Regions from separate parts of the Homo sapiens genome. Here region 1 is linked to region 2. Evidence: chromatin loops called from intact Hi-C (ENCODE). Cell type or tissue: CD14-positive monocyte. All regions are shown on one strand.

Region 1 (8,000 bases), 54 kb before region 2:
GAATAGATTTCTAATCAGTAAACTGTAACTACTTTGCAGCCATTTTCAGTCTAATGAGGAAGCACATTTTTATTTATGGGATCAATGGCTACTTAATTTTAAACTTAAAATGTGTTAGCTGTTAGTTACATATGCAACTTAAATTTAAACTTTCTTAATATCTTTCTTTTTTATACATTGATGGTGTATTTAAAAAAATCTCTTCAGCCAGATAATTATGAAGAAAACTATTTTTATCATTATCATTATAGTTCTGATATGTATGGTTTTTAGTGTCATGCATTGATAGTGTGACTTTTTACACTAACATAAAGAAAAAATCTGTTTTTCTATGACACTTTCAGTGGAAGAAAAATAAATATGTAGCCTTGCTAAGTCTATCTAAATTTGTGGTTTTAATGCACAGCTTATAAGCAACTCAAAAAATGTGTCACTTAAAGTTAATGATTAGATGTAGTTAGGGCCAGATAGAAGCAGTTGTAATAGATTTTTAAGAATTCAATGTCGTGGCCGGGTGCAGTGGCTCACGCCTGTAATCCCAGCACTTTGGGAGGCCGAGGCAGGTGGATCACTTGAGATCAGGAGTTAGAGACCAGCCTGGCCAACATGGTGAAACCCCATCTCTACTAAAAATTCGAAAGATTAGCTGGGCGTGGTGGCAGGTGCCTGTAATCCCAGCTACTCAGGAGGCTGAGGCAGGAGAATCGCTTGAACATGGGTGGTGGAGGTTGCAGTGAGCCGAGATCGCGCCACTACACTCTAGCCTGGGCGACAGAGTAAGACTCCGTCTCCAAAAAAAAAAAATAATAATAATTCAATGTCGTTTCTTTGTGGGTACTGTCTTGAGAAGCTGCTTGTTTTCTTAACTCTTTAGATGTTTGTAAATTACATTGCTGTTCTTTAGTTTTTCTGGCTTTCCTAAGGAGACCTGTTGCAAGTTTCTGCTGTATCACCTTCCTCAAAGTTGTCATAAGAATGAGAGAGATCTTTCTCCTTTCCTTTTTCCTTTTTTCTTTCCTTTTTCCTTTTTTCCTTTCCCTTCCCTTCCCTTTTCCTTTTTCCTTTATTCTTTTTTCTTTCTTTTTGATGAAGTCTCATTCTGTTGCCGAGGCTGAAGTGCAGTGGTGCAATCTCGGCCTTTCCTCCTTCTCTCCCTCCCTCCCTCCTCCCTCCCCCTCCCTCCCTCCTTCCTTCCTTCCCTCCCTCCCTCCCTCTTTCTTCCTCCCCTCCCCTCCCGTTCCCTCCTGTCCCCTGTCGAGATGAGGTCTTGCTTTGTCACCCAGGCTAGAGTGCAGTGGTAGGCACTATCACAGCCAAGCAACCTCAAACTCCTGGGCTCAAGGCATCCTCCCAAGTAGCTGGGACTATAGGTGTGTGTCACCGTGCCTGGCTAATTTTTTTTTTTAAATAGAGATGGGGTCTTGCCATCTTGCCCAGGATGATCTTAAACTCTTGGGCTCAAATGATCCTCCTGCCTACGCCTCCCTATTGTTTCCGACTTGATACCAGAGAGTTTCCTGAAGCCATTGTAAAGGGCCATCCTCAGTTGACAAGATATAAGTGACAGTTAAACTTTGAAAATTAAAAAGAGTATTTCCACATTAGAAAGGCTTTGGGCTGGGTGCGGTGGCTTACGCCTGTAATCCCAGCACTTTGGGAGGCCGAGGCGGGCAGATCACGAGGTCAGGAGATCAAGACCATCCTGGCTAACACGGTGAAACCCCGTCTGTACTAACAATACAAAAAGAAATTAGCCAGGCGTGTGGTGGCGGGCACCTGTAGTCCCAGCTACTCGGGAGGCTGAGGCAGGAGAATGGCGTGAACCTGGGAGGCGGAGCTTGCAGTGAGCCGAGATCACGCCACTGCACCTCCAGCCTGGGCGACAGAGTGAGACTCTGTCTCCACAAAAAAAAAAAAAAAAAAAAAAAAAAGAAGATTTTGGACAATACTTTGCAAAATTCCTTAAAAAGGGCATTTATATAAAGTGGAATGTCTGGCAACTACAGCCTGAGTAGAAAGAAAACATAATTGTAGAAATTAAAAAAATACTTTGAATTTAGCAGTATAAGGCATATTAGGACCCTATAGGATCTTAATAGAATTTGGAAAATAGAAACAGTTGACTTTTCTATTCAACTTATTTTTTCCAGGCCCCACAATGTCTTTCATAAAGATTTTTAAAAACTGAAAGTACTATACTCAAGCTTATGCAGCTGTAAATAACTGAAAGTACTATACTCAAGCTTATGCAGTTAAATATTTATCTTTTCAGCTCTTACAACTGAAAAACTGTTATGTGTCTGGCAAAGGAGATGGTAGCCACTGTTCTCATTCTGTTGGTTTTTAGAATTTTCATTCTTGTGTGATTTACATTACTGTAGAGTGATAGTTCTCTTTCAGGTGTGAATATAGTGATGAGAATCTTAAGGTTGTTTAAGGTAAACCATACTTTTGAAAAGTTTTATAGAACCTGACCTTTGGTTCTCTACATGTTCATTTAGAGCTTTGAATCATTATCTCATACAAAAATCTTATTTGTTGGCAGATTTTTTCCTTTTTATTGCTGTCAGCAGTGGGCATTCGGTCAAATTATTAATCTAGGATTCCAGTTTACCTGTTGAGTTGTTTTAAAGGGAGATGATGTCAGGTGATCTTGTAGGAATCATTTGACCTTTGCCTTCTTAATCTTTAATATTTTGTATTTATCTTTGTCTGAAAGTTACATAGATTTTCATAAGAAATAAAAGTTTTGTGGTGGTTCTTTTGAGACAGATTTTCCTATAAAGTAGAAAGCAATACATTTGGCTTTCTATTAAGGGAGTTGTTCATAACCCAAACTTAAAAAACTGTTTACTCTTTCTAATAGCTCATTGGTAGATATTGGGCGTTGTATGAAGAATTTAAGTAAAAATTTTTCTTTAGTACTTAAGTTATATAAGCTGAATTTGAGTTATTAATCTTAAGTTTACATCAAGAAAGAGGGAACTTCAGGTAAACTTTTTGTCTTTAGTCAACCTTTCTGTCAGGGTTTCCATTTCTGATTTTTTATTTTATATAGCTTTTAAAAATCTAGAGAATTATCTGCTTAGTAAGAGTAATCCTTGTGTAATTTTTTTGAATTAATTAGCTCTTTTCTAGCCTTGTTAAAGATTTGTACTGGCAGGGTGATTTCTAGCAGCTTTGAAATGTCCAACAGGTCATTTTCTGTTCCAAATGTTGGAACATTTTGCTAAGTCAGATGAAGCTTGTTATTTAACATGCTGATTTGTGTTATAGTCAACACATTCTCTAGATGCTTTGTTCACAATACTGCTGGAAAATACCCAAGACTTTAGTATTTTCAAAATAAATGTTCTGTAGGCACCTCAGACAGCAGGTTTAGTTTATTAAGTTTTACAATGTATGGTGGTTGTTTCTTATATGAAATGGTAGACACAATTTTTTTTTTTTGAGATGGAGTCTTGCTCTGTCACCCAGGCTGGAATGCAGTGGCGTGATCTTGAGTCACTGCAGCCTCCGCCTCTCGAGCTCAAGTGATTCTCCTGCCTCAGCCTCCTGAGTAGCTGGGATTGCAGTTGCGTGCCACCATGCCTAGCTAATTTTTGTATTTTTAGTAGAGGTGGGGTTTCAACATACTGGTCAGGTGGGTCTTGAACTCCTGACCTCGTGATCCGCCCGCCTCAGCCTCCCAAAGTGCTGGGATTACAGGTGTAAGCCACTGTGCCCAGCCAATGAAATGGTTTAGTATTATTTCCTGGATTGAATGCTGGTAAAAATAATCTTCTAAAATAATAGAGGTATTTAAAATATTGACACCTAGTTAACCAATGAAGAATTAAACTCATTTACTGTTCATACTACCAACTTATTGTCTAGTGTCTCCTGCCTTTTTTTTTTAAATGGCATGTTGTTTTGTCTTTTATAAATATGCACTTTAAACAAGGTAATTGAGAAATGAAATAAACTGACTAGAAACTCCTTTTTACTGGCTACATATTGTTATATAGTTCTATTTTGTAATTTCTATTTATAGAGCCTTGCATAGACTGGCACTATGGTTCTGTCCTTTGAAGAATGAAAAGCCCTTTTAATTGTCAGAATTTATTGGATCATATAGTGAAGTTCTACTTTTAGTCTTTATTGATTGAAGAAGTTATATAATGACCAACAGCTTTAAAAACTGTTATGAATTAAGTAATACTTTTAAATGAAGAAATTTGCCCTCACTGCTTATGATTACTTTTAAAATTAGTGCTGGCAGATGATCCTAGGGACTCTTCATATGCCTGGCAATTCTAGACTTTGGGTGCTCTGGGCTACGCCTACCATATTTGGCTGTTCATCCACAAGTTAGTGACCCTTGAAGAAGAGTCTTGTTCAAGAAAGACATTGTTTTATACCTGTCACTCGTTCTTGTTTTCTGTTTAACTTATCCTTTGACAAATATTCAGACCTACAGAAAAGCTGCAAGAATAATACAAAGAATTCCTGTGTATTTTTCACCTAGATTATTCAAATGTTAACATTTTACTGCATTTGCTTTTACCTTTTTTTCTCTGTATCTATATTATGTTTTTATCTGAATTTTTTGAGAGTAAGTTGCAGGCATGTCCCTTTAACTCTAACTAATTGCATAAAGTAAAGACTGTTCAGTTGTTGTATCTCTTTAGTTTAATCTGTGATCTGAAAACTTCCTCAGTCTTTATGTTGATTTGACATTGACCTTTTGAAGAATACTGCCATTATTTTATAGACTCTTCCTCAATTTGGATTTGTTTTCATATTTTTGAGACAGGGCCTATGAATAAATAATATTTTAAGTGTTAATATGGTAAATAATGTTATGAAATAACTTTTGGATATTCATTATATATAGTTGATATACAATCACGTTCATATCTGAGATAGATTCTAGCTAGTTTCTTGGGGTACGTGGCAAATATTTTAGGCTTGTACGGACTGAACAGGTGACTGCTTCACTTTGGTGTGGTTACCAAATTGGTATGGTTACCAACTGAATGAAATAAGGTATGGCTGATTGGTTATGTTAATAAAATATATCTAAAATGATCGTATTTTTGTAATTTTATTTTATTTTATTATTCTTATTTTTTTTGAGATAGAGTCTCACTCTGTTGCCCAGGCTGGAGTGCAGTGGCATGATCTTGGCTCACAGCAACCCCTGCCTTCCGGATTCAAGTGATTCCCATGCCTCAACTTCTTGAGTAGCTGGATTACAGGTGTGCACCACTACACCCAGCTAATTTTTGTATTTTTAGTAGAGACGGGGTTTCATCATGTTGGCCAGGCTGATCTCAAACTCCTGACCTCAAATGATTCACCAGCCTCGGTCTCCCAAAGTGCTGGGATTACAGGTGTGAATCACCATGCCAGGGCTGTATTTTTGTAATTTAAAAATAAACAATTACTAAAATAGGTTATTCCTATTCTCTGATAGATTTTTTACCTTCTTTATTTAAAAATTAATGTAAACCCAGGCTATGAAAGTATAGGGAGTAATAGAATCACTTCCTATGCAACTGTCATCCAGTGTGCAAAATAAATTTGAGGTCCCTTCCTTCTCTTTTCTTCCTTGACATGTCTGTCATTTCCATGCATGTTTTTATACCTTTACCACATATAAAACATGGTATAGTTTTGTCTTCTGTTAACTTTATAATAAATGATACATGCTCTTCTGCAACTTTTTTTGTTCTATATTTTGAGATTTATGTACGTTGATATATGTAATTTCAGTTAATTCATTTTGCTGCACTTCATCAGTTCTAGCACATTTCCTCCTAACATTTTAACATCTTTGAAATTGGGATGCATCTTAAAATCGATGATGTCTTGACCTAACAATTGGTATATTTTCTTTTTTTGTGGTACATAAATATATAATAATTGTGATATGAGCCACACTTGTACTGCATGCTTTGTATTTTATGACTAAGCCACAATATCCAGTCCTTTTCTGACAATTAGATTATTCTGAAATTTTGATACTACATATAGTGCTGCAGTGAACATTAATTTACCTGTTTCTTTGTGCATATTTGTGAGAATTTCTCTAGATGGAGTATACACCTGGGAGAAGAATTGCTGGATTATAGAGTATGTCCATTTTCAGCTTTGCCCTCAAAAGTGATTGTACTTCTTACCCTTGTATAACAGTTCCTGTTGCCCTATTCTTCAACAGTGGATGTTGTCCTACTTCTTTTTGCCAGTTTGGTGGCTATAAAATGGCATAAAATAAGACTTGGCTTGTATTTCCTGTCTGTGAATTGTCTGTTTATATCTTCTGTCCATTTGTCTACTCAGTTTTACCAAACATAATATGACTTCTTTAGATCTCTTCTCAGTTACGTGTATTGCAAATAACTTCTCTATGTCAGTGGCTTATCTTTATTTCAGGTATCATTTGATGAATGAAAGCTTTAAATTTTAGTAAAATCAAATTTGTCATATTTTCCCTTCTAAGAGTGTGTGTTTTTTACATCTTCTTTAAAGAAAACCTCTCCTTTCTGTCAGAGGTTGATGATTAATTTGTTAAAAATATAACTAATTTTAAACTAAAAGGAATAAAAATTATAAATCTTTATGAATACATTTTGTGCTATGTAAGAAAAGTGTTAATTTTCTATCTATAATTTTACTAGAAAGAGGAACTAGAATTTAGCCAAGAATATTGGCAGGCTGTGGTGGGAAATAATCAGGAAGAGATGATAGGTCAAAGGAAAAGAAGGACAATATTTTGAGGACAGAATGTGAAGGGCTGTGTTTATAGGAGCATAAACTCATATCTCAGGGTTTGATTGAGATAAGGGAGGAAAGAGAAAACTGTGAGAAATAACTGGATCCATGTAAAGACCAAAGTAGGAATAGGAGAGGGACTTGGTAGTTGGTCAAGAAGCACCTACTTGTGTTTCTTGGTGTTGCTGGTTTCTTTGTTTTTTTAGCATGCTCACTGTACTTAATGTCACTGAACAGTACATTTAAAATGATTTAAGATACACGAGGTCAGGAGATCGAGACCATCCTGGCTAACATGGTGAAACTCCGTCTCTACTAAAAATACGAAAAATTAGCCGGGCGTGGTGGTGGACGCCTGTAGTCCCAGCTACTCGGAAGGCTGAGGCAGGAGAATGGCGTGAACCCGGGAGGTGGAGCTTGCAGTGAGCAGAGATCGTGCCACTGCACTCCAGCCTGGGCGACAGAGCGAGACTCCGTCTCAAAAAAGGAAAAAAAAAATGATTTAAGATAGTAAATTTTATTTATTTTTACCGCAATTTTTAAAAAGGAAAAGATTTTTAAAATGGAGATTTGAACAAATAGAAGTAAGTTGAGTAAGGAGAGTGCAAGGCATTATTACCTTTTATTTAATTTATTTGTGATATCAAAGTACATTTAAAAGAAGAACCCAGTCAGGCCTGGTGGCTCATGCTTGTAATCCCAACACTTGAGAGGCTGAGGTGGGTGGATGGCTTGAGGCTAGGAATTTGAGACCAACCTGGCCAACATGGCGAAACCCCATCTCTACTAAAAATACAGAAATTAGCCAGACATGGTGGTGTATGCCTATAATCCCAGCTACTTGGGAGGCTGAGGCGCGAGAATCACTTGAACCTGGGAAGGCGGAGGTTGCAGTGAGCTGTGATCACGCTACTGCACTCCAGCACTCCAGCGCAGGCAACAGAGGGAGACTCTTTGTCTCAAAAAAAAAAAAAAAAAAAAAAAAGAGAAGAAGAAGAACCCTATTACATATGTAGTGTATGTAAGTTTGGTCAAAAATAATTCAGAAATTTCATATTGGCAAATAAATTGAATATAACTTGGTAAAGTATTTGTTTCTGTTTTCTCCCTCCCTTTTCAGATGGGCTAATATTATGTGTAGTAAAAAAAGATGGAAACAGCCCACTATGGTTAGCAATGATCAGACTCATGACTATGGGTGTCAATATTGATTACATTGCTGGTTTGGTAATTATAAAAAGATG
Region 2 (8,000 bases):
CTCTTTGTCTGACAGAAACTCTTTTCTTACTGTTAACAGAATTAAAATGATTTCAGTCTCTTTAAGTGGTATATCTTAGGTGCTGTTATTGTTACTTTCCTTTATTGCCAAATGCGATACTGAAAAGTTCTACACCGAAAAATTTCAAATCCTATGAAGAATTTTCCATATTAAATATTTCAAAATAATCATAAAACTTTTATACACACAGTAATAGGCCTATCATTAGTCTTACTGATTTTTGTTTTGCATTCAGATTAGTATATGGTTAACATTGGTAGTGAATCTCATTTCCACGCCGTACTTTCAAAACTGCATTTTTGCTTTGAATCTTTTTTAGTATAGGTTAATATATGCTCTTTATAAACTCTTGTGCCCCGTTCTCTTTCTTTCTGCCTAGACTTCTGTATTTGAAGGCCTAGTCCAAAACCAGACCGTACTCTGATACTTTTCTTTGTGTGACTCAACCTGTGTTGAAATGATTTATTTGAGAAATGTTTACTGAATGCATATTCTTTACAAGGTTCTAGGTACACAAATAATGAACAAAAAGGGATAAGGTCTCCATCTTTGATAGCTTTTTTTGGTACAATATTGTGAATATATAGGATTAATAACAGTGCAGCTTCCTTTTTTTATCTTTCTACAACACGTTTTAGCATTTGATTATACCTAAATATAATTAATGTGTATACATCCATACACACACTTGAATATTTTGTCAAAAGAATGAAAACTTCTTATAACCATGTTTTGAAGATCTTTTATACCTCATAGAATCTCCCCGTGGCTCTTGTTTTCAACAAATGCCTGTGGATTGGTTAAGGTTCTACTGAATCTTAAGTATTATTTACAGCAGAGATGGGGCCAGGAGTAGAATATTCACTGGACAGATCCCAAGTCTGTAGTAGAAAACAGCTTGTTCATTATCCTCTGAATTTCCTTTGCCAGAAGAGTTGTAGGGAAGAAATGGGGTGGTCCTCCCATTGGTCTAACTTCTTGAGTGTAAGGCTTTGGTTCTCAACTTTGGCTATATGTTGAAGCCACTCTTGATTCCTAAGTCTAATCCCCAGGGTTTCTGATTTAATTGGTGTAGGGTGTGGCCAGGACCAAATAATTGTAATGTGTAGCCAAGATTGAGAACCACTGCCTTAGGAGATGACAACCCCCAGTCTCAGTTAAGAAATTAGCAGGCTTATTTTGCTTAACTCTAGGTAATATACGTACTGAGAAGGTCTGGGAACCATCCCAATAGTAATGAGGATCCATAGCTCCCTGATCTTTGTTTCAAAGGTCTATTCTATACGAAAAGATACCAGAGATCCTCAGAGAAATAGCTGTTTTTAGGACTGGAGCAGGGAAAGAACAAGATGTGCCTGGAATATCTTGCTGTGTCAGAAAGCAAAGAAATAATCAGAGATTATTGTCAGAAGAACATAAAAGTCTGAGGGAGTTATGACTGGTCAAATCTGGGATTTTTTTTTTTTTCCCCCGAGACAGAGCCTGGCTCTGTCCCTCAGGCTGGAGTGCAGTGGCACAATCTCAGCTCACTGCAGCTTGGACCTCCTGGGCTCAAGTGACCCTTCCACCTCAGTCTCCCAAATAGCTGGGACTACAGGTGCGGACCATCACCCTGGCTAATTAAAAAAAATTTTTTCTTTTTTTGGAGAGATGAGGTCTCATTATGTTGCCCAGGCTGATCTGGAACTCTTGGGCTCAAGCAATCCTACCATGTTGGCCTCCCAAAGTGCTGGGATTACAGGTGTGAGCTACCACGCCAAATCTGGGAAAATCTGAGAATCAAAATAAGTAATTATAGTCATGGATTATAACTCATTGAACAAAGTAGGAATCCTTTAATCTGTACTCATACAGGTAAATAAATGAAAAAAATGAAAGTTTGATAAGAAATGGATTATTTATATAGTTTCAATTTGAGATCCCACAAAATACTTAATTAGAAAGAGAAAAGTAGGAACTTAGTAGTAGAGAAATATAGCAGACATCATGTGATCAAAGTAAAAATTATTAGTAATGGAACATATCAGAATTGCATGCCTAATAAGATACAATGAGAAAACATGATCACTTCTGTGATGTTCCTCTGAATCTAATTATGAGGAAACATCAGACAAACCCACACTGAGGGACGTTTCTTCAAATATCTGTCCTGTAATATGTTATACAAAGGTCATGGAAATCTAGACAAAACTTAGGAATTATTCCATATTGAAAAAGACTGAAAGAGATAGGACAACTAGATGCAATGCATGATCCTGAGTTGGATCCTTTTGCCAAAAAGGACGGTATTAGTATAATTGGCCAAACTTAAATGGAGTCTGAAGCTTAGAAGGTGGAGATGTATCAGAGTTCATTTCTTGATTTTGATGATTGTATTGTGGTTATGTAGGAGAATATTCTTCTTTGTAGGAACTATAAAGTATACAGATATTTGGCAAGTTATTCTCGGGTGATTTAAGGAAAAAATATGTACTGTTCTTGCAACTTCTCTGTAAGATTGAGATTGTTTTAAAATTAAACACATGCACACTAATCTAGGATAACTGTGATCCATATGACTTCTTTGGAATTACACAGCTGTACATGGAGTCTGTCTTAGAACATGAATCTTCTCAAGGGAAATCCATATGAAGGTGCAACATAATTTATCTAGGAATAATATGTTTCTTGGAGTACATTTCCCAAATGACCAAACACTTTTAAGTGCTGAAATGCTTTTTAACTATGTTGTTATATGCTGTATACTTGTCTGCCTTTTAAGACAGAATACACTGAATTTAGTTTAATCTCTTGGATGACTAATGGCTCCAATTAGGTAAATATTTATTACTGTATTCTGAAGTAATATCTAGGTCTAGATTCACTTTTAGCCTTTGAGGATTTTGCTTTGTTTTTGTTTTCTCTCTCAATGTCTGGTTTTCAGTTCTGCTGATGTCATAGTATGTATTTAATAGTTTGCCAGTTCTCTTCCTATTGTGTTATTTCTGATCTGCTGTAGTCTTAAAAACAAGATGTATGTTTTTCCTTTTTCAAAAAATGTTATGTTAGTAAAACTATAAGGGAAAAGGATTACAGTGGAAGAGACTTTATTATAGAAATGTTGTACTCATAGTACCCCTTTCAGATTAATTCAGGATTATGTCTAGGTTTCAAAGAGTTCTGAAATAGTGAAGAGTTCCTATACATAGAATGTGATACCTCTGTCATTTTACCAACTTCCTAGAATGCCAGTTGAAATTAGGTAATTTTAGAGAAAAACCACCCTGATTTTTGTTTTAATTTTAAATTTCAGAGCTCCAGAGATTATATTGGGGTTGCCATTTTGTGAAGCCATAGACATGTGGTCATTGGGATGTGTGATTGCAGAATTATTTCTTGGATGGCCGCTCTACCCAGGAGCCTTGGAGTATGATCAGGTAACAAATAATGATAATCTAATAGAATTGGTAAAAAGTAAAGAATAATAACAGACTTACAGGAACACATGGCTGCAGGTGTACAATACACTGGAAAGTCTTTTTAACATAAAGTGGCAGAATCTGGGATCTTGTAGAATTGATTTTGAAAACTGTTTTATAATGCTGAAGTAAGTTTTCATAAAGTTACAGCCTATAGAATCTCAAAACCAGTTTTGTAAAATTATTGGGAAAATTTTATACTGTAAACATATAAAAGGTTGGATTGTGTGTCCATTTAATTAATTGTGCTTTGCTTGGGTGACAAACTTTGATGTGTGAAACGTCAGCCCCTCCCAAGGCATAAAAGCTCCTAAAAGGCGTTATAACTTTTGGTCTTAAACCAACTGCCATTATTGGTGTTTTAAATACCTCAGTAACTTGAACTCTTCTCAGTCTTTTTAGCTGTTTTGAGTGGTGCTGAAATTCTCTTTTAGCACTGTTTAATGATTCTCGGTAGAATTCAGCAAATTACCTTATTAAGCACACTTTTCATGGTAGTTTTCAGGTATATTCATTAGCCTTTCTGTACTATTAAACAGTGTTGTGTGCTAGTAGTCTTAAATATTAATACCAAGATTATTTTTTGGAGAAACTGCCATCTTATTTATTATTCTTTGAGTATCTTTGAGATAATGTACTCAACTCATTCTAATAGAAAATGCTAGTCAAAATCAACAAAGTAGTTACATTAATTTTGTCATTCTGATTAGTGAATATTTTTATTTAGATGATATTTAACTTTCAAGCAAGAAAAAATAGAAAATAGAAGAATTTAAAGCACCTATTACATAATCATGATTATAGCCTTGTATTTTAGGGCTATTTTCTCTATCAAGAGGAAAAAGAGAGGTAATTAATTTAGGTGACTTAAATGTTCCTGAGATGACTCTGTCATTTAATACTGATTATTAGATTAGATGTTATCATTGACTTTAATCTCTTGTCATCATCCATGAACCTTCCCTTTTAGGTTAGGTTTTCCATATTCTCTACCTTCCCTCCTCCATGTTCAGAATTCCACTGGGTTTCTGTAAAATTTTCCATACATCCTGTCTTCTTTCAGCTTTCTACCCAATTACTAGCTTTGATACAGATGCAAGACTACCGTCAGTTCTGAACGAGTTAGTAATTGAATCAGAGTCCCATAATCCTTTAGCTGTTGGAATACTGAGGCACCAGTAAAATGCTAGAAATACACCCTTGGCTTTGTAGATTAGCCTATGGCATGCATACCGCCCTGGAGCAGGACACCCTCTAGTGGCAATTTCAAGTTGATTTGTTATTATACTCGATTAGGACTTCACAGTTCATCTTGGACAACTGATATTAGTATTGAAAAGGACCCCAGAGATTACCCAGTAACTGCCCCCTTTTCATTTTATAAAGGAGAAAACTGAGGCCCAGAAAAATGAATTCACTTGTCAAAAGTCACAATAGTAATTTTAAAGACAAAGCCTTGACCAAAACTCAGTTTTTCTAAATTTTATAATGAATGTTTGTTTTTTTTAAACTAAACTTGGAACAGGTATTATCTGATCCAGATTGACAATGTTTTCAGGATGTATATTACCAAAGGGATTAAAAAAAGTCATTGGCCCTTGGCATATAGCATCAATAGTCTCACAGTTCAGTGGGGTTTTTTTGTCTTTGTTTGTTTTTCTTTTTTCTTTTGAGATGAAGTCTTGCTCTGTCGCCCAGGCTGGAGTGCAGTGGCGTGATCTCAGCTCACTGCAACATCCGCCTCCCGGATTCAAGCGATTCTTCTGCCTCAGCCTCCTGAGTAGCTGGGATTACAGGCACACACCACCATGCCCGGCCAATTTTTGTATTTTTAGTAGAGATGGGGTTTCACCATGTTGGCCAGGCTGGTCTCGAACTCTTGACCTTGTGATTTGCCTGCCTCAGCCTCCCAAAGTGTTGGGATTACAGGCGTGAGCCACTGTGCCCCGCCCACAGTTCAATGTTTTAAAATATTTTACAAAATACATGAATGCAAAGCAAATAAATTGTAGTGATTTTGTGGGCGTCTTTGTTTTGGCCCTAATCTGGGACTTTAAGCTCATTTTCAAGCATGGTATTTGTTATAAAGGCTTTGATAAATTTTGATAATTTTTTTTTTTTTCCCTATCAGTCTTAACTTGGTTTAGGACTTTCAAGTGCTTTTTTTTTTGCACTTGTTAAAATGTTCACATATGTTTTTCTTTTTTCTTTTTCTTTTTCTTTTTTGAGACAGGGTCTCACTCTGTCGCCCAGGCCTGAGTGCAGTGGTTCCATCTCGGCTCACTGCAACCTCCGCCTCATAGGTTCAAGCAATTTTTCCACCTCAGCCTCCTTAGTAGCTGGGACTACAGGTGTGTGCCACCATGCCTGGCTAATTTTTTATTTTTAGTAGAGATGGGGTTTCATCATATTGACGAGGCAGGTCTTAAACTCCTGATCTCAAATGATCCACCCACCTTGGCCTCCCAAAGTGTTGGGAATACAGGCAAGAGCCACTGCGCCTGGCCACATATGTTTCTCAGAACAGCTTTAGTCTGTTTATTAATGTGTTTGACTTTCATAGATTTTCCCCATCTCGCTAGATTGTGATCACCTAATGTTAGGATGTGAAAGGGCCACCAGTAGGGTATGTCTCTCTCTATTATCTGTTCCTTATTCCAGTAATCAGCTGCCTAGATATACTTGGACACCCCAACTGGGGAGTTGGTATTTTTTTTAGACAGGGTCTCAGTCTGTCATCTAGGCTGGAATGCAGTGGCATGATCATAGCTCACTGCAGTCTTGAACTACTGGGCTCGAGGAATCCTCCTACCTCAGGCTGTGCCCAGTAGCTGGGGATACAGGTGTGCACCAGCATGCCTGACTCATTTTTAATTTTTTGTAGAGATGGGGTCTCTTTCTCTATGTTGCCCAAGCTGGTCTCAAAGTCCTGGGCTTAAGCCATCCTCCCGCCTGGACCTCCAGACATGCTGGGATTACAGGTGTGAGCCACTGCACCTGGCCTGGCAGTTTTTTTCTAATTATTATTTTTTGCCTTACAGTGGCAGTGCAGTGGGCAATAGTAATATTAACTAATTAATGCTTACTGAGCTCTTTTATGTACTAGGAACTGCTGTTAACACTTTATATTAACTCATTTAATGCTCGTAACAACCCTATGAAGTACACACTACTGTTGCCTCCATTTTATAGATGTAAACTAAAGAGTTCTTAACAGTATATCATATTCTTCTTTAGAGACAGAGTCTTTCTCTGTTGCCCTGGATGGAGTGCAGTGGCAGGATCATGGTTTACTGCAAAGTTGAACTCGTGGGCTCAAGTGGTCCTCCTGCCTAGGCCTCCCAAAGTGTTGCAATAACAGGCACGAGCCACCGCGCCTGGCCAAATTATTATATTTTTAAAAGCCAAATTTGAGTCAGCAGGAAAAATATTCAAAGTATTTTAATTCTTCATTATAGGGTTTGTGTTCTAGCCCTTTAATCATATTTATCATGTCTTAAAACCTTTCCAATGCCATTTTCTCTTTGGATTTTAGATTCTGTAAGTAGACACTGACCGTGTTGAAAATTTATAATTTCATATTTTCTTGTATGTGCATTTTATTTCCGTTTATATAGACATCTATATTTAGTGTGTGTGGTTAGGGAAGATCCTACCCACCAATTGTTACAGTGCGTGAATCCCTTCCTGTCTTGATTGTAGATAAACTGTCTTATTAGTGTTCTATTTACAGGACTTATATTTACTAGGGACATATCAAAAGTATTCTAGGGAATTAAGGACTATTTTATGGATGGATGGATGGTTGAATGGATGAATGGATGGATAGACGGATGGACAATAGTTGGTAAATGTTCATTATTTCTCCAAAATGTTTGTTGGAGTTTAGATAGAATGTTATCCAGAACAACTAAGAGTCTGACTTTATATTCAAATTATATTTGGTAATTTCAAGTCTTATGTAAGAAAAATAAAGTTCACTATTTCAACTGCAGAGAAAATAAATCTTTCAAGATTTCTATTTTTGTCAGGCTATTTAGCAAAGAGACCCACACAAGCTGGCCCAAATAAGGGGACATTTATTTATATGTGTGGATGTATTAGGCCATTTGCATTGCTATAAAGGAATACCTGAGTAATTTATAAAGAAAAGAGATTTAATTGGCTCACAGTTCTGCAGGCTGTACAAGCAGGGCTCCAGCATGTGCTTCTGGTGAGGGTCTTAGGTAGCTTACAATCATGGCAGAAGGGAAGGGGAGCAGGCGTTTCACATGGTGAGAATAGGAGCAAGAGATGGGGGAGATGGGTACTACACACCTTGAAACAACCAGATCTTGAGAGAACTCACTGTTGGGGGGACAGCACCAAGCCATTCATGAGGTATCGGCCCCTATTACCCAAACACCTCCCACCAGGCCCTACCTCCAACACTGGGGATTATATTTCAACATGAGATTTGGAGGGGACAAACATTCAAACTATATCAGTGGACTATCACAAGGATCTAAGAATGGAACTATA

What was found. Hi-C counts contacts between places; a loop is a spot of excess contacts. Peaks named below come from ENCODE experiments on the same cell type or tissue, not always from the same donor. Only the 100,000 strongest peaks of a DNase experiment are listed, where the experiment ranks them.
Region 1: it touches region 2 in a loop (2.0-fold over the local background); 13 of 110 quality-filtered maps call a loop at or near these places.

The regions. Positions count from the first base shown.
Region 1 is chr11:33,271,608-33,279,607 of GRCh38, forward strand. All of the region lies in intron 1 of HIPK3 (homeodomain interacting protein kinase 3), which reads left to right. Among named protein-coding and RNA genes, the nearest start is that of HIPK3, 18 kb to the left of the region's middle. In CD14-positive monocyte, no CTCF peak of the experiment used is centred here; no DNase peak of the experiment used is centred here; H3K27ac peaks cover 2,562 bases.
Region 2 is chr11:33,325,197-33,333,196 of GRCh38, forward strand. HIPK3 (homeodomain interacting protein kinase 3) reads left to right here. Exons shown (of 17, transcript NM_005734.5): 3 at 3,314-3,437. Among named protein-coding and RNA genes, the nearest start is that of KIAA1549L, 47 kb to the right of the region's middle. In CD14-positive monocyte, CTCF peaks have their summits at 4,763 (motif pointing left) and 4,963; a DNase peak (open chromatin) is centred at 4,725; H3K27ac peaks cover 6,072 bases.